Regions from separate parts of the Mus musculus genome. Here all the other regions are linked to region 2. Evidence: chromatin loops called from intact Hi-C (ENCODE). Cell type or tissue: left cerebral cortex. All regions are shown on one strand. Each heading gives the region's core, and the rest is flanking DNA. Links, peaks and the distances in the headings are about the cores only.

Region 1 (8,151 bases), core at 2,021-4,520, 53 kb after region 2:
TAAGTAAATTAACTGTCTTGTTGCTGTTAATGAGGGGCTGCACTGGCTGGGAGTGGCTGCAGAATTGTACATTTCTCCCGTTTGTTTTTCAATGGACCGTGATTGACTCTGGGTATTGTTTGGATAAATTTTCTCTGTGATTTTGATAGAGTTGGTCATTTTCCCCTAAAAGAAAACCCCGATAAGCCTGAGTATTTTTTTTTCTGACTCCATGATTTCCTAACGTCTTCATCAATGGTGTCAATATAATTTATGATCAACCCTAGTCCTCTACTCTCTTTGAATCTTGCAAAAATTACCACCAAGTAGAATTATGTCTGACTTAGAATAAACGGAGAGAAGAGTCTAGAAAACAGTAATGGCTGTTAGTTTAGCAATCCCGTATCATATTGTTAGGGCAGAAACGGGCACTCTCGCAGTAAAGTCACTGATTTGATTAGGAAGACTGATCATTACGCACTGTAGCAATACCCACAGCCCTGGCATCCTTCCCGCTTCGTCTTTAGGAAGATATTTTCTGGCTCGGTTGAGAAGAAGAAGTCATTAGAAGCTCCAGTAAACAATTCTGTGTGGGGTGTCCACTCGAGCAAGCAGCTGTCCTTTGAAAACTGCCTTTCTTGTTTGGAGGCTCCCAATTGCGCAGTCAGGAGGTTGTGTAAAATCAATTAAGCCGGGGATCACAGAATAATCAGCTCTGAGAACTGCTGGCCCAGCTGTGATTATTTGCCAACGGTGGCAGCTTCCTCCTTTATGCCTTTGTCACTCCTGCCCACGCTTTAGCCTTCACCTCCTGGCAGGGGAGGTCCCTCCCCATCCCCTAAGCTTCTTTCCTTCAGCCCCTGGCTGGTTCAACCCCCGTCGTCTCTCCCCGGTTGTCTCGCGTGAGTCTTCCCCTACCTCTGGCTCTCAAGAGCCTGGAGGAGGACTCCCTACTGCGGCGGAAGGCTGGCGCTTCCAGCCCTTCCACACCAGCAGGTAGGAAGCGAGGAGGGGCGGGACTACAAAGTGCTGCCGTTGCTATGGCAACCCGCACTGCTCTTCAGAAAATCTGACCAGAGGAAAGGATCCTCTGGTCTTTTGATGTATCTACCCTTCCTAATCCGACCTGTCCTCAGCACAGGTTAGAGGATCATCGCTCCTAATTTTCCACCCCACCCCTAAGGAAATCTCTTCCGCTGAGGCCTGAACAACAGAAATGCCTCCCTCCCCCAAACAAAGCTTCCGTTAATAAGAAAGACATGCATCTCAAACACTATTTTTTCTCCTATATGCGTATACATATGTGTGAGATGTGAGCATGTTTGTGTTCCCGTGGGAGTGTAAATGTGTACATGGGGGTACATGTGCATGCGCACACACATGGCTAGAGCTCTAATCAGGATGTCTTTCTCAATTACTCTTCACCTTAGTTTTTGAGACAGTCTCTCTCACTGAACCAGAGTTAACTAATTGGCTAGGTTGGCTGCCCAGTGAGCTCCATGCCCACTCCCATTACTGGGCAAGACACCACATGTGATGGGGATATGAATTTAGGCCCTAACGTCGACACAGTGGGTACTTTTGAGCCATCTCCCTCCCCATAGGATTCTTACACAAAAAAATGCTGTACTAGGATATTCAATATTACAATTTTGTACACCATTTGGCTGGGCAAGGTCATGGTTCTTTTTGAGGTACAAGATTTATTTCAATATTCATCAAGTACTAAGCCCTGGGTTGAACACCACAGTCTGGTGGTGCGCTATCTAGCGCAATCACAGGCAGATGCCCACAACGGGGGAGTTGAGACTTGCTAAAAGGTCATGTGGTGCTTCTAGGTGCAGGAGCCTGGGGGTGGGGGACGGGGTTAGGGAAAAGGTCTTATGTGAACATACGGTGCTTTTGAAGGACTCCGAGCCCACCTGACCTAGAGGCATACCTTACTATTTTATAGTTAGTATTCAAAATAATGGGTTTCGTTAGGATGTTTTGCTCATATTTGACTCCTAATTGCCCTCGCTTATCCCCCCCCCTCTCTTCTGGTAATCTTAAAGAGCTACCCAACAATTCTTCTAGACTTATTTCCTCAGTTGTAAAACGGGATTATATAGTAATATATGGACCGAATGGTGCCCATGCCACTCGAGTTCATACTTTGAAGCTAAGTCACAACACCACAGCCCGGTGGTGAGCTAGGATGTAAGTACTCTTAGAGGTGGGAGTTTTAAAATATGCGTACGTATTTGGTTACTTATGCATACACATGCATGTGTATGCACTATCTGGCACTTTCAGAAGTCAGACAAGGACATTGAATGTCTTGGAACCAGAGTTACAGACCGTGCTGAGCCACCGGGTGGGTGCTGAGAACCAAACCCCAGTCCTCTGAAAGAACTGCAAATGCTCTTACCCTCTGAGCCATCTCTGCAGCCACTTGGAGAAGGGATCTTCTAAAGCGGGGAGAGGAAGTTGAATGGAGTCATGAGGGTGTGCCAACATGACTGTTATGGGAAGAAGAATCTGAACACAGACACCTATGGTGGGAAGAGAGTGTGAAGACACGGGGTAGACAGCCACCTACGAGCTAGGAGAGATGTCTGAACAACTCTTTCCACACGGCCCTCACCGCTCTGGATGCTGCAGTCTCTAGTGCTATGAGGATGCAAACTGCCATTCAAGCCATCCAGTGTGTTTACTTAATACAGACCGCCTACAGAGGCACCTTGAGGACCGAATAATGGAGTACACATAACAGGCTAGAGAACATGATAAGCTTGTTACATGGCAGCCATTATTAGTTATAGAAATCAAGTAGGCTCTGTTTTAAAGGAGCACACATTCCAAACTCACTTGTGTTACTAGCTTCTGATTCTGATCCTCCTCCTCCTCTTCCTCCTCCTTCTTTTATTTATTTATTCATTTATTTTTTTATTTTTTCAAGACAGGGTTTTTCTGTCTAACAGCCCTGGCTGTTCTGGAACTTGCTCTGTGGACCATACCACCCTCAACCTCACAGAGATCCACCTGCCTCCTGCCTCTCTGCCTCTCTGCCTCTCTGCCTCTCTGCCTCTCTGCCTCCTCTGCCTCCCCAGCCCTGGGATTAAAAGCCCAGTGCAGTATTAGATTCTTGAAGTCATGACAATCAACAGATTCCTCTGGTGTGTGAGAGCCCTTGTCTATAACTTCTACTCGGATGCTGAAATCTTTCAAACATGTTTCATTGGTCCTGATATTGTTGAAAATTGTGCATCTAAATTTCTTCCAAGGAATCTAACAGGCCCAAGGGTTTCTCTTGAACTGGGTGTTAGAAGCCGAATGTGTACTACTTATCAATAGGTGTTTCATCTTGCTGTTCTAATGTGAGGGCTCCCTAAGGACTTACCTGTTCACACTCACATTCCCCACTACTGGAAAAGCCTAGCAAATCAGCCTTGTTCACTCCCATGAGCATGTTCCTGAACACAGAGTCTTACATAACTGTTCCATGCTGTGAGGACTCAAATTTGTCTCTGGAACTTTAATTATAATTTAAGAATATGCAAATTACTATCATTGTTTCCCTTTAGTTATGGGACAGCTGCTTCAAAACAATTAATGAACAAATCATGTAAATGTAATTAGTTAGGAGAAATACCATTCTCCAAACCGAAAACAGAAGGAACAGAATTCTATTTACAATTTTCCAGATTTTGTTTGTGTATTGAGTTTATGGGACCTGGCTCCAAACAGTACATTATCATTTATCATGTCCTATTCTGACATCTCTCTACTTACTTTCCTAAGAGCAAAACTTATTTAATGTCTTTTCCCCCCTTGAGGAAAAAGACATAAACTGCAGAGAAAAATGATCTTTATGCCTTCCTATCTAAGAAGACACCACTGTTGGAAATGCAAGGAGAGCAGAGAGGAAGATGGGAAAATAATGGATCATTCATTGGCCCCACTTTGATGGGACTCCTTCCATAAGGATGGGGAACCTATTACCATACCCGTGCATCTAGGGTGTATGGAGCAATTAGCTTTGCTGTTAGGATGTGAAAGAACAAAGAGTGATTTCTAAGCAAGCCTGAAGAGGGCAGTGTCTTCTGTCCTCACTTTCCTGCATCGGTTCTTCAAGGTCTCCTGGTAAAGATGCATGGTCTAGAAACCTTGCAGATAACAGACGACGTGAGAAGAATGAGACTCAGGGGGAGAGCACCAGCCGTCAGACACATGAGTGAGGCTGTCTCCCACTGCTCAGCCACTATTCAGCTCCGTAAAGACTAAAAGCAGAACAAATCTGCTAAATACAGCCCAAACTGTTGATCCATGGAGTCAGAAGTTAGTGTTCATGTGCCTGAGGTCGACCTTGGATGTCTGCAATAACTCTCCACCTTATGCTTGAGGTAGAGTCTCTTCCTGGACCGTAATCTCACTGATTCAGAGAAACTAATGGGGCAGCAAGCCACAGGGATGTTTCTGCCTCCTTCTTCCCCACAGGGATGTTTCTGCCTCCTTCTTCCCTGCTCTGGGATCATAAGGACACATGCTGCTGTGTCCCAGGAGCATGCCGGGGATTGAACTCATATCCTCTCACTTGAATGGCAAACACTTTACTGACCTGGCTACAGCCCCACCCTCAGCTTCTAAGTTTTATTATTTAAGCAAAGTAAATAGGAAGAGTCTTTCAACATTCTGTTGTAATAAAAACAAACCAAGAAAGGGAGTCTCCCTTCTGATAGAGGACATCTGTGATGGTCTGTATATGCTCCGCCCAGAAGTGGCACTATTAGAAGGTGTGTCCCTGTTGGAGTAGGTGTGGCCTTGTTGGAGTAGGTGTGTCACTATGGGTGTGGGCTTTAAGACCCTCATCCTAGCTGCCTGGAAGCAAATATTCTGCTAGCAGCCTTCAGATGAAGATGTAGAACTCTCAACTCCTCCTGCACCATGCCTGCCTGGATGCTGCCATGTTCCCACCTTGATGATAATGGACTGAACCTCTGAACCTGTAAGCCAGGGCCAATTAAATGTTGTCCTTATAAGAGTTGCCTTGGCCATGGTGTCCAGTCATAGCGGTAAAACCCTAACTAAGACAGCAGCTAAGAAAACCACAGTGACTAGCACCTTGAATGGTGATAGACCAGGAGCTCTTTCTGGGATGTCATGAACAAGACAGGGTCTTGAAGACTCTAGTCAGGATAACTAGAGAAATATATATATGGCATCCATATAAGAGAGGAAGAAATAAGGCATTCTGTTTGCATGTGACATGAAGTTGTGTAAAGAAACTCCTAAGGCATCATCCTAGTACTTGAATAATAACTAATAACTGAGTGTCTTGGTTTGTTTTATATTGCTACAAGAGAGTGCATGAGACCAGGTAATTTATACAATTAGAAATGTCTCCTCATGATGAGGCTCTTTCCCACCTTATCATAATGTAGTGGAGAGTCTCACATAGCCCGAGAGCGTGCTCACAGAGATGCACTCCTCTCTTCTGTGTGTAGAAACACTGGCTCTCCTGTTACAACTGGGTTGCATCTTTACTTTTCTTCTCTCCAGAGCTCTCATCAGGGATTCTGACCCTGCCACGTGGTACCAAGCTGCTCTATGACCTCTTCAGTTCCTGGGTGTTTACTACAACTGAAACTGTTCTTCTTTTACCAAAAGGCCTCTGTAGGTCTCTCACTATGTCAAGCCTCAGCTGCACTTCATAAGTCCTTCATAACTTCAAAACCATCACCACTTGGGAGACTCTGATACGCTACGGAGTTTGGTGGCAGCAGGAGGCACAACCTTGGGTGGCCCTGTGATACAGCCGTGTGTGTGTGTGTGTGTGTGTGTGTGTGTGTGTGTGTATGTGTGTGTGTATGTGTGTGTGTGTGTGTGTGTGTGTGTGTATGTGTGTGTGTGTGTGTGTGTGTGTGTGTGTGTGTGTGTGTGTGTGTGTGTGTGTGCTGGCTCTCAGAAGCACTTCCCCGGAGAGTTTGTCTCAATTGTGTCAGTTTCTTTCAAATCATAGCTGATTCTTCAGCCCCAGCTGACCAGTATCAATTGTCCCAGCAAAGCAAAGGTTTCACTTGGTGGATTTGATCTCTGGTTAATCACAGCTGCTTCTTTAGTCCCAGTGGGTCAGAACCACATATTCTTAATTCAAAACATTTAACGGCCTTGATGGAGTCTCTAAGGAACTCTCAAACATCCCTCTGAAACTTGACAAGCTGGGCCTTCATTGTCTGCATTGCTGCCTCGAGCCCAACATTCTGATCTTTTGTGCACCCAGAAACCAACCCACTGAGCTCTGTGTACTCAATGATGTCCCCAACCCAAAAATCATTTTCCATAATCCCCCAAGACCACATGGTCAGATCTGTCACAGCAACACTCCTCGCGTGCATTAGTCGGGGTTCTCTAAAGGGACAGAACTGATAGATTGAATAGATTGAACACATGTATATTAATAGAAGAATTATTAGAGTGGCTTACAGGCTACAGCCTGTGTAGTCCAATAATGACTGTCTACTGACAGACAGACAAGACACCGATAATCATTAACGCTATGAAACTGAATGTTTCAGCCATCCAAACCCGGTACTGGAGACCTGGAAGAACCCTAGCAAGCTGCTGGTCTTCAGTCCATGTTAGAATCCCAAAGTTCTAGTACTAGTGAAAGAATGCCTGGAAACAGGATAGATGGCCTTGCCACTGAAAATTCCAATGGGGGCCATTCTGTCTGCTGGAGATATATATATATTCCTTTCAAAATGTGTCAGCTCAGGTCACTCCTTCACTCAATATATAGATTATTTGGCAGGAAGAAGAGAAGCAGGCATATAAACCAGGAGGCAGTATACCAGTTAGCTTACAACATCTGGGAGGAAAAAATCTCAGCTGGAGAATTGACTTCATCGGATTGGCCTGTGGGCATGTCTTTGGGGGCATTTTCATAATAATAACTGATATAGAACTACACAGCCTACTGTGGGTGGTACCATCCTTAGGCAGGAGAGTCTGGGCTACAGTAAGAAAAATGGCTGGCCATGAGCCTGGGAGCAAGCCAGTAAGTAGCACTCTTCATAGTTTCTTCAAGTTCCTGTCCTGCTGGAGTCCCTGCCCTGACTTCCCTCAATGATGAACACTGTTCAGGACATATAAGCCCAAACCCCACTTTCATCTTTAAGTTACTCCCAGATTATGTCCTCTTCTAATCAGGAGTGCCAGTAAAGATGCCATGGTATTCTGTTTTTGCATGCCTCTGCACATTTAACTATTTCTATTGAGTGTCATTTTTATTTTTATGTTTTTATCTTTTATTCTCAACATTTAAATGTAGATCTTTTAATAAAAATAGATATTATAAGAAGGTGACTGGATATAAGACTAATATGTAAAATAAACTTATTTTCAATTTTCACATCTACTGTATACATCTCCATATTTCTGCATAACAAATAGATGTTGTTTCTTGAAACAGGGATTCATGTAGCTTAGGCTGTCCACTCCAGTAGTGGAGGTTAGCCGTGAACTCCAGATCCTCTCAACTGCTGGGGTTACAGGTATGATTTATCATCTCTGTCTGTTGCTTTTTAAATAAATAACTTTTTAGAAAAGCAAGCCTGTCCCCCAATAATTATAAGTGTCCACTCCATAGATACCTTGGCCTGGGTTATTAGCAGTTTCTTGGTAAGATTCAATAACATTTGCCGTGAGGACTTACACCTCCTGTCATACACAACACTATTCAGCTGAGGGAGAGAGAATAGTAACTTAAGGAAATTATAACCTTCTTTAGTTGGGTGTGCTGGTGCATAGATGAGACATGAGTATGCAGATTCACCCCGGGCTGTACAGTGAGATGCGGGTCAAGAAGACAAATGAAATCTTAATGACTTAATTTAAACCATGATAATTTATTTTTCTGTGGTTGAAAGAGAGAAAGAAAGAAAGAAAGAAAGAAAGAAAGAAAGAAAGAAAGAAAGGAAGGAAGGAAGGAAGGAAGGAAGGAAGGAAGAAATCCGCTGGTGAGATGGCTCAGTGGTTAAGAGCACTAACTGCTCTTCCAGAGGTCCTGAGTTCAAATCACAGCAACCACATGGTGGCTCACAACCATCGTAATGAGATCTGACACCCTCTTCTGGGGTGTCTGAAGATAGCTACAGTGTACTTACATATAATAAATAAATAAATCTAAAA
Region 2 (8,151 bases), core at 3,189-5,688:
GTTTCTCTGCAAGGGTAGTGAGTACTCTTAACTATGCCAGTCCCGAAATAGGCTTCCTATTCACAGTCTACTAAGCCCCTACGTGATCTACCTGCTGTCTGTTTCAGCCACTAATGCTTATCGATTCTTCCCGTGGTCACTGCGTTCCCAGCACCCCTTGCTCCTTTTCCTCTCTGTTAGTGCTGTCTTATGCTGTCTCAGGGCCTTTGCACCCACCTGCTCGGTCTCACCTCCTCTAAGAGAGCCGCTAACTTCTTCTCTTACTCATGAAACTTTTCTTAAACACTGTTTAATTTTATTCGAGCTCTCTGATATCTTCTGGCACTGTACTGGCTGGTTCTGTGTGTCAACTTGACATAGGCTGGAGTTATCACGGAGAAAGGAGCTTCCCTTGAGGAAATGCCTCCATGAGATCCAGCTGTAAGACATTTTCTCAATTAGTGACTAAGGGTGGGAGGAGCCATTATGGGTGGTGCCATCCCTGGGCTGGTAGATTTGGGTTCTATAAGAAAGCAGGTTGAGCAAGCTAGGGGAAGCAAGCCAGTAAGCAGCACCCCTCCATGGCCTCTACATCAGCTCCTGCCTCCAAGTTCCTGCCCTGTGTGAGTTCCTATCCTGACTTCCTTTGGTGATGAATAGCAGCGTGGAAGTGTAAGCTGAATAAACCCTTTCCTCCCAAACTTGCTTCTTGGTCATGATGCTTTGTGCAGGAATAGAAACCCTGACGAAGACAGGCATAGTTACTTATTTGCTAGCGTGTGCCTCCACTCCCTACCCACCCCCTTGAGGTATAAACTTCACAATATCAGAATTGTTGCCTCTTGTTCATTAGGATGCTGGAAGAGGTGAAAGGAATCAACTCCTAGTGAGGTGGTCTGTGGAGGGCAAGGCAGGACTTCACATTGCCATACTGCACGTGGACAGAGCCTGGCTTGTGGATGGCCTTGACACTCTACGGAGGGGAAACTGAGGCCTGGAAGTCATTTGGTGACTGAGGACACATAAATGCCAGACACTGTGCATGGCACCAGGGCCACAAGCATGAACGAAGCAGGACTCTTGCCTTCCTGTGGATAGTGGACTCAGGTCAGCACCTGGGAGCACAAGCCACTGGCCTTGTAGGATGGTTGAATAAACGGTGGGGAGCTGACTGAGGAAGAACACAGCACCCAAGGAGCAGTGTGCTTCCTCGTGGACGGTGGGATGAACATTTTGAAAAGCTTGCCACAGAGGATGGTATGTGAACGAGGCCTTTGAATATGACGAGGACTTTCCCAGGTCTGGAAGGGAAGATAGGAGCTTTACAGGGAGGAGAAAGCGGAGTCCGAGAGACACATTCGGAGTTGTCAGCTATTGTCGAGCGGGCTGGACCATCACGACATATATTCATGTTTGTATAAAAGTGAACTTGGCTAAGGAGCTGGATGAATAGACTTCATTTTCTCAGTGAATGAATTTCTGATCTATCTCCAAGAGTCAGTGAAAGTTTTCTCTGGCTCGTCTAGGCTCTTGCAGGCTCTGTGTGCTTTTTCTTAATTAGCCTCTCCATTGGAAAGAACCGTGATGGACAGACAGCAGTTTGTGGAAGGGGAGACAAGGCAGGGTGAACTCACATACCCGTCTGTGTGCTTGCTCATGGTGCCGAATGTGTGGCTGGCGGCTATTCAGAAAAGCCTGTCACCCAAGGGCATGAATTGGGCATACTATGTTGAGCTAAAACTGGCTTAAGCCTGTTGTCCATTGTCCTTGGAAGCTGGTGTCCTTCTTTGCTGGATTCCCAGCCTGCACAGACCTGGGTCCTTTAGCCACACCAAGCATGGCTCCTGAGAATTTGTTACCTGAAAATGAGAACTGGGTCCATAGGTGTAAGGGTTCTTTTGTGTCTTATGTAGGTTTTGTCCTTTAGCAGTGGGAGAGATCTCTACACTCAGCCAACCAAGGAAGCCGTTGGAAGCTGGGACACCTCCCCGACACATGTACACATGTCACTCCTCACAAAGATAATCCAGTGAGGGAACTGGGGTGCAGAGCTGGAACACCTCTTGCCCTGTGGTGTCTGGACATTTATCTATATTCTGTAGGGTGAGGCCCAGGGCCAGGTCTCCTTTCTCCTTCTTTAACTGAACCAGGCAAGATGCTCTTTGTGGATTAGGTTGCTTTAAGTGACAGCAGGAACCAGACTGGATGAGGCAAGAGCCAGGCTCTCTGAAATTCCCACAGAGGAAAAACCTACTCGTAAAAACAAACCCTAGAAAGGTGGGCTTCTTTTGAGCGACAACTGTGGAGTATGCCACCTTGGATGAAAGTGAGAGCTATCAAACGTGGTCCTGCTCCAGTCCGGGGTCCATGTACCGACTGAAGAATGAGCTTTCTCTCATCTTCCCTCCTTCATAGCATCGTGACTCAGTTTATCTTTTCCACGTACCAGGGCATTCATTTCTTACGTTTTTTTCCCCCATGTCTGAAATATTAGCTCCTTTCAAATAGCAATCCTATCTGCTTACTGTATTTACCCACCAAGAATGGCTTGTAGTTATGCAGTAAATGTTTACTGAGCAGATGAACGAAGGACAGCACCCAGGCTTCTATGCATCCTGTCTGGAGAGGAGGTACAGCATCAGAACTTACCCAGAAGAATCAGATGTTTGAGCCTCAGCTCTGGGACCAAAGTTCCCAAACTGTCAGTTAATAAATAAATAAATAAATAAATAAATAATAAAAAGCCACATCATAAGGTAAAAACTATTTAACTAAAATAAATGTTTGGTATGGGGTTTGCAACATAGCATGCTGGTTAGTTTTGGTTTTTTGGTTTTTTGTTTTGTTTTGTTTTGTTTTGTTTTGTTTTGTTTTCTCCCCATCTTGATGCAAACTGAGGCCATCTGGGAAGAAGGAATCTCAGCTGAGAAAATAACCTCTATCAGACTGGCCCATAGGCAAGCTTGTGGTGTGTTTTCTTGACTAATGATTGATGGAGTGGGGTGTGGGCTCTGCTGATTGTGGGTGGTGCCATCCCTGGGATGGTAGTCCTGGGTTCTGTAAGAAAGCAGGCTGAGCAAGACAGGGGAAGCAAATCAGTAAGCAGCACCCCTCCATCAGCTCCTGCCCCCAGTTTTCTCTTGAGCTCCTGCTCATGATGCTGAAATAAATGGAAATAAAGCCCTGTCCTCCCCAAGTTGCTGTTGGTCATGGTGTTTAGCCCAGCAATAGAAGGCAAACTATAACCGCCAGTGAGAGTAGTTGTGGTTTATCACTGGGTGTGAACACACCGTGTATTACAGGATGGAGAGGAACGTTGTGAAATGTTGCGAGGAGTGTGTGTGGGCTGAGCCATCCCTGATGCACACATAGCAATTGAGATGCATCTCGGGCAGACTTAACAACCCAGAACCATATAGGTCTGCCCATGACCCAAATCAACAAGGAAGGAAGGACGCTGGCGATGACGGTCCTCATTGGCCTGGCACCAGCAGCTCTTGTTCATTTGCCTACAGCTCGGAGCAGGGCTTTTCATCGGAGCGGGGCTGCAGCCCTGCAGCTGTAGGTACACTGGTTAGGGAATGCTGGCGAACGTGACGATCTGTCCTGGTGGAGAACCACGTTTTCTCATTTAGAGTCCGGGTCACGTCCTGGAGGAAGTATCCCAGCCCTTTGCCTGCTGTCGGTTCCGATTTCACGCTTCTTCCCGCTGTGCTATCTAAATTAAATCTCTACTTCACTCGGGAGCCCTCTGGCTTTTAGGTCCTATTTTTGGAATAGTATTCAAGGCGTGAATCTATTGAAAACGAGGCTCCAGGGCTCCTGCCCCTGTCTGGGGTTCTCAGGCTCTCCCTGCTCCCCAGATCTGTGTGGCTTTGAGGATCCTTCCTCTGTCCTGCTGTGGGGAAATTGTTCAGACATTGACACTAGTTGGTGTCTGTAAGGCCGCACCCAGCAGCAGTTTGGTACCTCTCCCACCAGAGGCTTCGAAGCCATTGCCTCAATAACAACATTGTCAAGTCTGGGGCTTTCTTTTGGATGAATAGATTGAGTCTCGACAAAGGGAGGCCTCCAGGGGAGAAGTGAATGGGGAAGTCAGGTTTGTGTGTAACATCGAGCATGCTGGGAAAGGCTAGTGGCTACCAGCCTGACCCTGGCCTCTGACACCATGTGTAGTAATATTTGTTGGAAGAGCTGTGGGGAAGAACTGCCGATACTCCCACAGGCAGTGTGGGCAGAGACCTCCCTACGGTGCCGAGAAGATCTGACAGATGGGGGAGCGAGGCGCGACTCAGTATGCCTGACTTGATTTCCCCTTGGAGATCTCATGCCCAGATGCCTCTGATACTGGTGAGCCTTGCTCACATGGGGCTGGGGCAGGAATAAGCACTGAAACCCAGGTCCATGGGGATACTCTTTCTTTTGGCAACACTGTGGAGAGTTTGGACAAATTGGCATTTGTTATGAGTCCACATTGATGCTACTGTGATTCTCTCTTGGGATTCCCATGCCGGTGTCAGCTGCTGCATCTCTGACTCCCAGTCTTATTCTATTTTCTGCTACAGTAGCAGAGACTAAGCGTTTTATAACCAGAAGATTATTTGGCTCACTCTTAGAGTGCCTAAGAGTAGTTCATAGTGAGGACGCCACATGGTCAGAGCGCGTTAGACAGCGATAGCGCATGCGCTCGCGTTAGATAGGGATAGCGCATGCGCTCAGCCTCGCAGTTAGCATCACTCCTTAGGCGCATGTATTTTTTAAGTTTTCATTGTGTCTTTTCCTTGTTTGGATTTGCATTTCCCTGATGCCTAGTGAATTTGAAGTTTTCATGTTTATTAGCCACTTTTGTTTCATCTTCTGAGAATTCTCTGTGTTGTTAGACCATTCATTGAGTTTATTTAATGTCGGATTGTTTAGTTTTCCTTTGAGTTCTTTGTATATTCTAGATATAATACTCTGTTACGTACGTAGCTATCGAAGATTTTCTCCCACTCCGTAGGCTGTCTCTTTGCTCAGTTAATTGCTTCCTTCACCGTGCAACAGCTTTTCAATTTCATGAAAGCTCACCTGTCAGTTGCTGGCATTATTTCCTGAGGGACTTGAGCCCTAGTCAGACAACCGTTGTCTCTGCCTATAACCTGCAAGTGTTTCTCCTGCTTCTTCCTCTAACAGTTTCAGAGTTCCAAGACTTAGATTCAGGTCTTTGATCCATCTGGAGCTGACATTTGTGTACTAGGAAAGAAAGATGAAATTAGTTTCATTCTTTCCCATGTGAGTAGCCAGTTTTCTGCACCATTTGTGGAAGATTTGTCTTTTATCCACTGGTTTTTTGTTTGTTTTTGTTTTTTTACAACGTTGTGTGCGTGTGTGTTTCAATCTGGGTCTTCTCTTGTATCCCACTGACCCACTGCCATGTGTATCTGCTTTGGGCCAGTGCCATGCTGTTTCTGTTCGTGTGCCTCTGCAGTATGATTTAAAACCAGGCATGCCGGTACCTCCAGTGCTATTCCTTTTGCTCCAAAATAATTTGACTGTCCAGGGTCTTTTGTGCTTCCATATATGAATCTTGAAGATTTTGCTTTTTGTTTTTTTTGTTTTTCAAGAGTTTCTCTGTGTAGCCCTGGCTGTCCTGGAACTCAGTTTGTAAACCAGGCTGGCCTCGAACTCAGAAATCAGCCTGCCTCTGCCTCCCGAGTGCTGGGATTAAAGGCGTGCGCCACCACTGCCCGGCTGTTTTTTTTGTTTTTGTTTTTGTTTTTTTTTTATCTTTTAAGAATGGCATTAGAATTTTTATGGGTTTATAATGAATTTGTAGGACAGCCATTATCTCAACATTAATTCTTATAATCTGTAGATATGGGAGGACTTTTCATCTTCTAGTGTCTTCTTTTTTTTTTTTTTTTTTTTGGTATGTGTGTTTAAAGTTTTCATTGTAGAGGTCTTTTACCTTCTTGATTAGTTTATCAGGTATACTTATTTAAAACATTTTTACACAATATTTTTGATCAAATTCTTTCTCTTCCCTCACTTCTTTCTCCTGTTTCCTTTCCATCGCCTTACCCACCTACCTTCATTCTCTCTCTCTCCCTCTTTCAAAAACAAACAAACAAACAAACCAAAAACACCCTAACAAATAAGCCAAACAGGAATAACAAAATGAAAACTAAAATTGAAAATCAAAAAAGCTAAAAAAAAAAAAGAAAAGAAAAAGAAAGCCAATGAGATTTTAAAAAATCAAATCAAAACAACAACAACAAAAAAACCACACACACAAATACACTAATATGTAATTCATTTAGTGTTGGTCAACTACTCCTACTAGATACGGCACCTCCTCTGTATACCCACTCATGCTCCATTGGAGAAAACTGATTTTTCCTTCACAGTAGGCATCATTACCAAGAGCTTCTTGGTTCTAGGTGGGGCTTTGTGTCCACTTCTTGTGGTCAGTGTTAGAGGTTTGTCTGGTTTGAACCTGTGCAAGCCTTGTGGGTGCTACCACAGTCTCTGTGAATTCCCATCCTCCTGTGTCAGGAGGACACTGTTCCCTTGGACCATCCATCTCCTCTCCCTCTTACGATCTTCCAGCCTCCTCTTCTGCCGAGTTCCCTGAACCCCAAGGGGAGGAATTTGATGCAGACGTCTCATTTAGGACTGAGTGTTCCAAGGACTCTGACTCTCTCCAGATTGCCCAGTTGTGAGTCTCTGGGTTGATTACCATCGACTGTAAGAAGCTCCTGTGACGGTTGATGGCAGTTCTGATCTATGGATATAGCAATATGTTAAAACATTTAAGAACCCTTATTAAAAGTGGGTTTTAAAAAAATCTAAACCTACAGTATGGTAGCTCCATTTAAATACTTTCATATATGTATATTTTAGGATGTTTCTGCAACAGTAGGTTCTCATGTGGCTTTGCACTGTCCCTGTCTGTCTTCCCTCCTTTGCCCTGCCCCTCCCCATCCCTCTCTGTATTTAATTCTCCTTTCCCTTTTCCCCTTCATCTCCTTACAACACTACTCTACTGCCCCTCTTTGGAAGATCTCACCTGTGGTCCCTTCCTAGCTACTTAACCTCCATGGTTTATTTGGATCAAAACACGCACATCCAAAGCTTAAAGAGCAACATCTGCATGTTATAATAGGAAACATTTGTCCTTTGGGGTCTGGTCCCCTCGCTCAGGATGATTGTGACCAGCTACATCCATTTACCTATAGATTTCATTTTCTTAACAGCTAAATAGTACCCTATTGTGTAACTGCATCCCATTTTGATTGCCCGTTCACCAATCAGTTCATGGACTTCTAGGTTGTTCCCAGTTCCTGGCTCTTACAAATAGAGCAGCAATGAACATGGCCGAGCAAGTGTCTCTACGGTAGGATGAAGCATCCTTTGGGTAGATGCCCAAGAGCTGGATGGCTGGATCTTGAGGTAGATCTATTCTCATCTTTCTGAGGAATAGCCACAGTGATTTTTCATAGTGGGCTTGTTGTAAAGTACTCTTTTTTTGTGTTAAGGTATGTGTCTTATACCCCTAATCTTTCTAGGACTTTTATCATGAAGGGGTATTAGATTTTGTCAAAGGCCTTTCTGCAAATAATGAGAGGATGACATGGTTTTTATCTTTCAGTCTGTCTATGTGGTGGATTAAATTTATTAACTTGTACACGTTGAACTATTCCTGAATTTTTGAGATGAAGCCAACTTCACCATGTTGGATGATCTTTTTGATGTGTTCTTGGATTCAGTTTGCAAATATTTTATTGGGAACTTTTGTATCTCTTTGCATAAGGAAATTGGTGCAATTTTTCTTTTCTTTCTTTTTCAGGTCTGTGTGTGGTTTTAGTTTCAGGGAAGGAGCGGCTTTGTAAAAAGAATTAGGAAACGTTCCTTCAGTTTTTATTTTGTGAATTATTTGAAAACTGTTGATGTTAGTTCTTCTTTGAAAGCCTGGTAGAGGGCTGGAGAGATGGCTCAGAGGTTAAGAGCACTGACTACTCTTCCTGAGGTCCTGAGTTCAATTCCCAGCAACCACATGGTGGCTCACAACCATCTGTAATGGGATCTGATGCCCTTTTCTGGTGTGTCTGGAGACAACTACAGTGTACTCACATACAATAAATCTTTTTAGAAAGAAAGAAAGAAAGAAAGAAAGAAAGAAAGAAAGAAAGA
Region 3 (8,151 bases), core at 2,021-4,520, 330 kb after region 2:
GAGAGGCAAATTAGCACTTCTCAGATCTCAAGGCGGACGGACCTGACCCGTGGGTGGGACACATTCCGCAGGGCTGACAAGGAAGTCCTTGTCACCTCATTCCCTAAAGACCAATCAGTTTGAAGGGTGCACTGTTCCGCCAATCATCTTGCTAGTTGCTGATGTTCTATTCTGCCCCTGGAAACCATATAAAACCTCACCGAACTGGTGCTGGGGGTCGCAGCCTCTCCTTCGGGTCTGGGACAACCCCAGTGCACTGGAACAATAAATTCCTCTTGCTTTTTGCATTGATCCATGTGGTTCACTCAGGGGGTCCCCGGTAAGCTAAGGCTCACCAGAGTCTTACAGTATGTTTCTAAATTCCAGAATAGGATTTTTCATATTAGAAGGAACAGACATGAGTTCCCCAGCACAGTGGGTGAGTACTGTTCACAAAGAGCCGTACACATTTTAGAGAAAAGCCAAGAGAGGCCACCAAGGCGCCCAACAGAAACAAAGGCTGAGGAAATTGATGCAGAGCATGCTGATTTTTTTCTTGTTTATATTTTGCAGAGTTTATGGTTAGACTTCCAGAGCCTAATATACACCAGGGAAGTTCTCTACCAATAACCCACATGCCCAGGACTAATCATTCTAATTTATATGTGTTGAAATAGCACAGGGAGCCCCACAAATACGACAAAAATATTTTAGAAATTCCTGTGATGTGACTTTTTAAAAAATCATGATAATAGTTGAGGTAATAATGTAATGAAATTGATGATAAGGTTTGGCTCCTTTGGAAAAAACCCTTGAATAAATTTAATTCACGAATAGGAAAACGCTGTGCAAATTGATACTGATTTCCTAACTTGAATAAACATGAGAGCTCAAGAGAGAACTTGTTTTTATTACCTGGATATAATGACATTGGGTACTCTGTGTCTAGGATAAGATGATATAAAATGTTTTTTTTCTGTCTATATTCCTAATATAAAACTCATACCATATCTTTACTACAAATATTTTACTCAGCCAGAAATTCAGTTTTCTACCACACAATTCAATTTCCATATACTAAAAGCCAAAAGGATACAATGAGAGAAATTTGAGGATGGATTTCAGAGAGCTTTTAAGGATAGATTGGACATTAAAATTGCATGTGTGTGTGTGTCTCTGTGTGTGTGTGTGTGTGTGTGTGTATGTGTGTGTGTGTCAAAAATCTATGTCTGTGTGTGTCCTTTTTCTTCCCCAAGGTCTTATGTAGCCCAGGGTGGCTTTGAATTTACCATACAAACAAAGAAGACCTTAAAGTCATTCTCCTGCCTCCAATTCTGATTGTGTTAGATTACAGGTATATACCATGCTTGGCTTCTACACGGGTGTTTTAAAATCATTATAATGGTTTAGCAAGATGGTTCAATGGATAAAACACTTGCCAAGCATGATGAGAGTAAGAGACAAGCTGCCTAGAACCTACATAAAAGCCTGTCGTATGTGGTTGCCCACTTGTAATCCCAGTGTGTAACCCCAGAAGCAGAGACAGGGGACCCCCTGGGACAAGCTGGGTAGCGGGACCATCTGAACTGGCAAGCTCTTAGTTCAGAGGAGAGATCAGGCCTCAGTAGATAAAGTGGACAGAGATCAAGGGAGACACTGGGTGTCAACTTCTGGTACCCACACATACGTGTCGGGTGCTATACACACTTGTACTCATGCCTTCACACCACCCAAACATACATGTATACATGTGTGCTATACACATGGGAACATACATACTACTCATGCTTGCATAGCACACAAACATACATACATTTTTTATTCACAAAAATAGAACTTAAACAACAAGAAACCCAAGTGCCATAGTATATTCTTCTCTCTCTCACACATGTATGTATGTATGTATGTATGCACATATGTATGTATGTGTTACAAGCAACAATGGCTGTCATTTGGGAGGCTCACCAAGCATCAGCTTCTGACAAATCATAACTTATTTATGTTGATTACATATGAGGTTGATAGTCTGATAGCCATTACACAGATAAAGCTAATGGTCAAGGAACCTGCCCAACCTTTAGATTCAGCCTGTAAACTCAATCAACTAAACTTTCTTTCATTACTTTGTGTGCCTGTGTGCCACATGTGTCCAGTGCCCAGAGAGGGCAGAAGAGGGCACTGGATTCCTGGAGAGCTGAGTTACAGTGACTGTGAGGCCCTTACCATGGATACTGGAAACAGAACTTGGGTCTTCAACAAGAGCAGCTTAACCAGTGGGCTATGTTTCCAGCCCCAGAAAATTATTTTCTTTATAAAACACATAGCTTTACATCTTTTGTTATAGCAAGAAAAAAAAATGGACTGACATCGTGGTCCAGAAGCTACTGTGGGAAGAGAACCATCTGTGGTTGCCAGTGGAGTGGAGGGTGTGGTCAGCGAGGAACAGGGTTTCTAGCTGACAAGGCAATGAGGATGTAGCTCAACCCAGCGGGAAAGCTAAACAGAGACACAAAGTAAGAGCAACTGTGTCTGATGGGATAGAATAACATCTCTGCTATGCATAGGCTAGGTCTGTCTGATGGGAAACAGAGATCGACATACTGCATTAAGTAGCAAAAGCCATCAATATCTGACTTTATTATTATCATTTTAGTTTATCAAAGTGACTTTTTTAAAGGCTAAGAAAAACAAAAGGATATCGCAAAAAGAGAGCAGCGATGAGTACTGATACCATATAAAACATAATTTAATTTAAAAACAGTGGTGCAGTCAGTGATGAGCATGATACAACAGAAAGGACACTCTAAGAGTGTGGTGGTGCACAGCTGTAATCAGGAGGCTGAAGCAGGAGAAAGCGCGCACTTAAGACTAAACCTAAAGTGGGCTGGAGAGATGACTCAGAGGTTAAGAGCAGTGGCTGCTCTTCCAGAGGTCCTGAGTTCAATTCCCAGCAACCACATTACAGAGGGTGGCTCACAACCATCTGTAATGGGATCTGATGCCCTCTTCTGGTGTGTCTGAAGACAGCACCAATGAACTCCTATACATAAAATAAATAGTTCTTTAAAAAACCAAAAAACAAAAAGACTAACCTGAGGTCCACAGCCAGCTACATACCTTGTCTCAAAATGCCTAAGACAAGATGTAAAACATACACTGGCTGCCACCTTGGGTGTATTAGAAACCACAGAAGCTAAACGCATAAAGCACTCTGAAACAGAGAGAACATCAGTTAGTGTATTTTATTTGGAACTATGGAGATTCAGTGAAAGCCAAGTTAGCACTCTGGGTAACATTAGACAGCAGTGAGGCCGAAGCAGTGTGGTTTGGGAAACTCCACCCATGAGACAGTGCCTTGGCTTGGGCCTGTGTGAAACTGAAGACCTGTGAGAAAAGGCAGATGCAGGAAGGACTGTCCTAGGGAGCACTACCTAAGACCCTGGTGTAAGTCACCCTACGCTGTGACAGAAGGAACAATCTACCTCAAGATGGAGGGCAGAGTAGGCAGTGGTGGGGCAGGGGGAGGTGTAGGTGGTGGTGGGGCAGGGGGAGGTGTAGCTGGTGGTGGGGCAGGGGGAGGTGTAGCTGGTGGTGGGGCAGGGGGAGGTATAGGTGGTGGTGGGGCAGGGGGAGGTGTAGGTGGTGGTGGGGCAGGGGGAGGTGTAGGTGGTGGTGGGGCAGGGGGAGGTGTAGGTGGTGGTGGGGCAGGGGGAGGTGTAGGTGGTGGTGGGGCAGGGGGAGGTGTAGGTGGTGGTGGGGCAGGGGGAGGTGTAGGTAGTGGTGGTGAGGTAGGGGCAGTGTAAACCATGGTAGGGTGGATGAGAACAGACCCTGTCTCCTGGCCCCTCTTGCCCACTGTCCCTGGCCTTAAGTCCCCTTTGCAGGATCACAGTCCAGGACATCTCACTCTGCATTCAACGGAGCAGGAAAATAATCATTTAACTGTTTCTGCCAGCCTCAGGACCAATTCCTCATGAAGGCTCCTGTGGCAGCACAATAGTATTAATAACTGTGTGGGCTCTTCTTTTCTTCATCTGTCTTTTGCTCTGAGGGCCTCAGCCAACAACTTAGAACTGTAGGAGGAAAAGATACTTTCTTCTCCTGTTTTAAACCGTAAGTTCTTAGAAAGTACCAAGTAGAAAATATTCATATTTTTGTGCAATCGGGAAACATTACGAAATTCAGTCATATTTCCCATTACAAAAAAAAAAAAAAAAAGAATGATTTCTTTTAAAGTCAGATTTTGTAGACCATGCTTGCTGATAGAAATGGGAAGGCTGACAGGATTTCTAGATGTGTTAAGAATAAGTGGGGGGTTGGAGAGATGGCTCAATGGTTAAAAAGCGCCTCCTGTTGTTACAGAGCCCCCCCTCACCACCACCCTCCGGAGCCCCCCCCCCCCCCCCGCCCCGGGGTCAGTTCCCAGCATGCACTGGGTGACTCCAGTTCCAGGTGATCTGATGCCCTCTCCTGACATTTGTGGGCACCGGGCATGCACGTGGTGCACTTAGATGCAGTAGGCAAAACACTCAGATGTATAAGATACAAGGAAAAGCAAAACAGGAGCAAAAGTTTGGCCAAACTGTAATCAACGCTTGCTTCCTAATTTTCTCTAAAATAGAGCAAAACCAAGGTGGTGTTCCTGGTGCTAGCTACCCCGTAACAACGCTCAAAAGAATTTTTTTTTTTAAGTAGAAAAAGAAAAAAAAAAAAGTTGCCGGGCGTGGTGGCGCACGCCTTTAATCCCAGCACTCAGGAGGCAGAGGCAGGCGGATTTCTGAGTTCAAGGCTAGCCTGGTCTACAGAATGAGTTCCAGGACAGCCAGGGCTATACAGAGAAACCCTGTCTCAAAAACCAAAAAAAAAAAAAAAAAAAAAAAAAAAAGTTATAGGATGCAAAATTTACGATCGGAAAAGCAAAGCGGTGAAGATAGTAGTGGAAACCGTGAGGTAAGGCCAGCAGGGTGAACCAACAGGAGCGCGGATGAGCGAGAGACAAGGAAGCGCTCGCTGGAAGCGGCTGCACCGAGTTAGTTAGGGGTAGCATCTCGCCGAGAGAAGGCTCAGTGGTTAAGATCTGCTTGCTCTTGCTTTAGACCCAAATTTGGTTCCTAGCACACACGGTGGCTCACTGGGCCCTCTGGTGGCCACTGTGGGTACTACACATGCACATGGCGCATAGACACACACAAAGGCATAACAACATCATACATAAAATAAACACATCTTTTTAAAAACCGTTTTTGTCTGTCTGTTTGTTTGTTTTTAAAGTGGAGACTTCAGTGCGTCTGGTCTAAAGCTAAATTATCTTGGGTTAACTCAGCCTCTGAATAACCAATTTCTGTCCCCTGCGTGTGTGACCCAACATCTTTGTGATGACAAAGCCTGAAAGTATCGTTAAGAAGTATATGAGGCCAATGACAGAGGTTTCCTGTTTCCATCTTCCGTTTGAAAAGCGCCTGAGTTATGACTTTCTTTGCTTTGCTCACTACAAACTCTGTGAAACAGTTTGGACATTGGAACCCAGTATTCAGGTACACTACAGCCGATTTTATGGGCCACGATCCCTCATCATTGGTTCCAGAATAAACCATTTCCCCACTTCTTCGCAGCGACTGTTGGGTTTTCGTGTTGATAACGCAGAAGTGGACAATGACTTCCTTTTATTCCGTGAATCAGTCAAACCATCACTCCCTTCGCTAAGGGGCTTTTTTACTGTGAGCACAACTGACCAGTTAGCCACCCATTGCTTGGCTCATTAATTTTGCAGCAGTACTGAGTTAGATGGTGTTAGGCAAGGCTATCCTCCTAGCCAAACTGCTGCCATCTTCAGGAGCCCGGGCGTAACAGGCGTAATTACTCACCCCAGTCCATGAGCTGTCAGGAATCATGCTATAAAAGCATGGTCCAGCTGTAGAGATGGCTCAGAGGTTAAGAGCACTGACTGCTCTTCAGAAGGTCCTGAGTTCAAATCCCAGCAACCACATGGTGGCTCACAACCACCCATAAGGAGATCTGACGGCCTCTTCTGGTGAGTCTGAAGACAGCTACAGTGAACTTACATATAATGATATATATATCTTTTGAGAGAAAAAAAAAAGCATGGTCAATGAGAGGGAGGGCTAGTCCTGACGTAACCCACGGAAGTCACAGCCCAGCATTGATCTTTTGTTTGTTTGTTTTCCTTTTTCTTGTTAAAGATTTATCTATTTATTTTATGTCTATGAGTGCACTGTAGCTGTACAGATGGTTGTGAGCCACCATGTGGTTGCTGAGAATTGAACTCAGAACCTCTGCTCTCTCCAGCCCCGCTCGTCTGGCCCAAATATTTATTTATTTCAGCTCCCTGTTTGTTTTTGAGACAGGGTTTCTCTGTGTAGCAGCAATGGCTATCCTGGAACTCTATCTGTAGCCTCAGTTGGCCTTGAACTCTAAAGAGCTCTGCCTGCCTCTGCCTCCTGAGTGCTGGGACTAAAGCCACAGCATTGATCTTAACAGGTGCATTTATTGCTCCATGATTCTGCTGAGTTGATAAACTTATAATTCCATTTGGTAAAATACAGTCAAATCAATACGACATGCTGGCCTTTTACACTGATTAGAGGCCCAGTTTGAAAACTATCCTGTAAGAGCCCCTGAAGAGTTCTTCCATGTGGCGTCCTCCTCCCGTGCCCCTTCCCTTGTGTACTAGCTGGCGTTGTGTGTCAACTCGACACAAGCTGGAGTTATCAGAAAGGAAGGAGCCTCAGGTGAGGAAGTGCCTCCACAAGATCCAGTTGTAAGTGGATCAATTAGTGACTAGTGGGGGAGGGTCCTGCCCATTGTGGGTGGTGCCATGCCTGGGCTGGTGGTCCTGGGTTGTATGAGAAAGCAAGCCGAGCAAGCCAGGGGAAGCAAGCCAGTAAGCAGCATCCTTCTATGGCCTCTGCATCAGCTCCTGTGTCCAGGTTCCTACCCTGTATGAGTTCCTGTCCTGACTTTCTTTGGTGATGAACAGCAGTGTGGAAGTGTAAGCTGAATAAACCCTTTCCTTCCCAACTTTCTTCTTGGTCATGATTTTTTGGGCAGAAATAGAAACCCTGACTAAGGCACCTTGGTTTCTTTATCTTTTTCTGTACTGGGGACTGAAGAGGGGGCCTCATGCATGCCAGATAAACATTCACTTTACTACTGAGCTATCCCACTGCCACACTAAAGACACTGGTAAGTCACAGCACACGCACACGTGCGCATAACTGGCTCTGGGTGACTCTGTGTGAACTATCTGGAGAAATGCTTTTTAGATGAAGGAGCAAAGTTTTGTGAATGTGTAACTAACTTTTATCTAACTTTATGTGTTGATAAAGCCACCAAGAATGTAGTCATAGAAGCCTACGCATTCCAACCCTTGAAGATGGAAATATAAGATGTGGCTGACTGTTCATCTCTATGATTTTTTTTTTTTCAGTTTAGAAAATGTATCGAAGCGGTTGATGATGTCTGATCTCTCTCTGGAGCTGCCGAAAGGCTGTGTGTCAAGTCAGTTACAGAACATCTCCCCAATGCGCGCACACTCCCTGGAAATATGGGTGTGAAAATGTGAAAAAACCTCCACGAAGCTGACAAAGATGAAAAGCAATTTTGGTAAAACGGCCATCGTGCAAGCATTGCTGATGACAACGGTATCCTCTCTGCAATCCTGAGCAGCCCACGTGGAATAATATTCAGGGGAAATGGGGTGTTTTTCTCCATCGTACTCCTCTGACCGATTGCTTCAGTACTATATGTTGAAGAGCCAAGAGAGGGGGGAAAACCCTATCTTATTACAGGTCACATTTGTGCTTGGAAAATGTCAGTTGACCATGATGAAGACAGAACATAATCCTGGTTGGAGATTTGTAGATTCAGAACCAAATATTTGGTCCCCGGCATGCAGAAAGCATTTGGGTAATGTAGATGGAGTTTTAAAATGTATATTTTAGTCACATGCAAACAAAATGTTTGGGATACTGAGCAATGGTTATATTTTAACTGGTCAGTATTATTTTTTTAAGGGATGGCAAGAGGAAGGGCATTTAGACTGCTCAGTTACAAAATAGCCAAGTTAATGTCCTTCCCTCCCCAATCTCAGACAGAGCACATAATTTTATAGGATGCTTCCAATACCAAAGCCCCCTGGGAAAACGGAGCCGA

The links. Peaks named below come from ENCODE experiments on the same cell type or tissue, not always from the same donor. Only the 100,000 strongest peaks of a DNase experiment are listed, where the experiment ranks them.
Region 1: a loop joins it to region 2, with 2.1 times the contacts of the local background. A loop is called at or near these places in 4 of 42 quality-filtered maps.
Region 3: a loop joins it to region 2, with 4 times the contacts of the local background. A loop is called at or near these places in 4 of 42 quality-filtered maps.

What each region holds. Positions count from the first base shown.
Region 1 is chr15:97,599,600-97,607,750 of GRCm38, reverse strand. No RefSeq gene overlaps it. Among named protein-coding and RNA genes, the nearest start is that of Gm41394, 17 kb to the left of the region's middle. In left cerebral cortex, for the core only: a CTCF peak has its summit at 4,046 (motif pointing right); DNase peaks (open chromatin) are centred at 2,523, 3,346 and 4,046.
Region 2 is chr15:97,654,059-97,662,209 of GRCm38, reverse strand. No RefSeq gene overlaps it. Among named protein-coding and RNA genes, the nearest start is that of Gm41394, 38 kb to the right of the region's middle. In left cerebral cortex, for the core only: no CTCF peak of the experiment used is centred there; a DNase peak (open chromatin) is centred at 4,575.
Region 3 is chr15:97,324,656-97,332,806 of GRCm38, reverse strand. The region is part of intron 3 of Pced1b (PC-esterase domain containing 1B); the gene reads right to left. Among named protein-coding and RNA genes, the nearest start is that of Gm33325, 29 kb to the left of the region's middle. In left cerebral cortex, for the core only: a CTCF peak has its summit at 2,989 (motif pointing left); no DNase peak of the experiment used is centred there.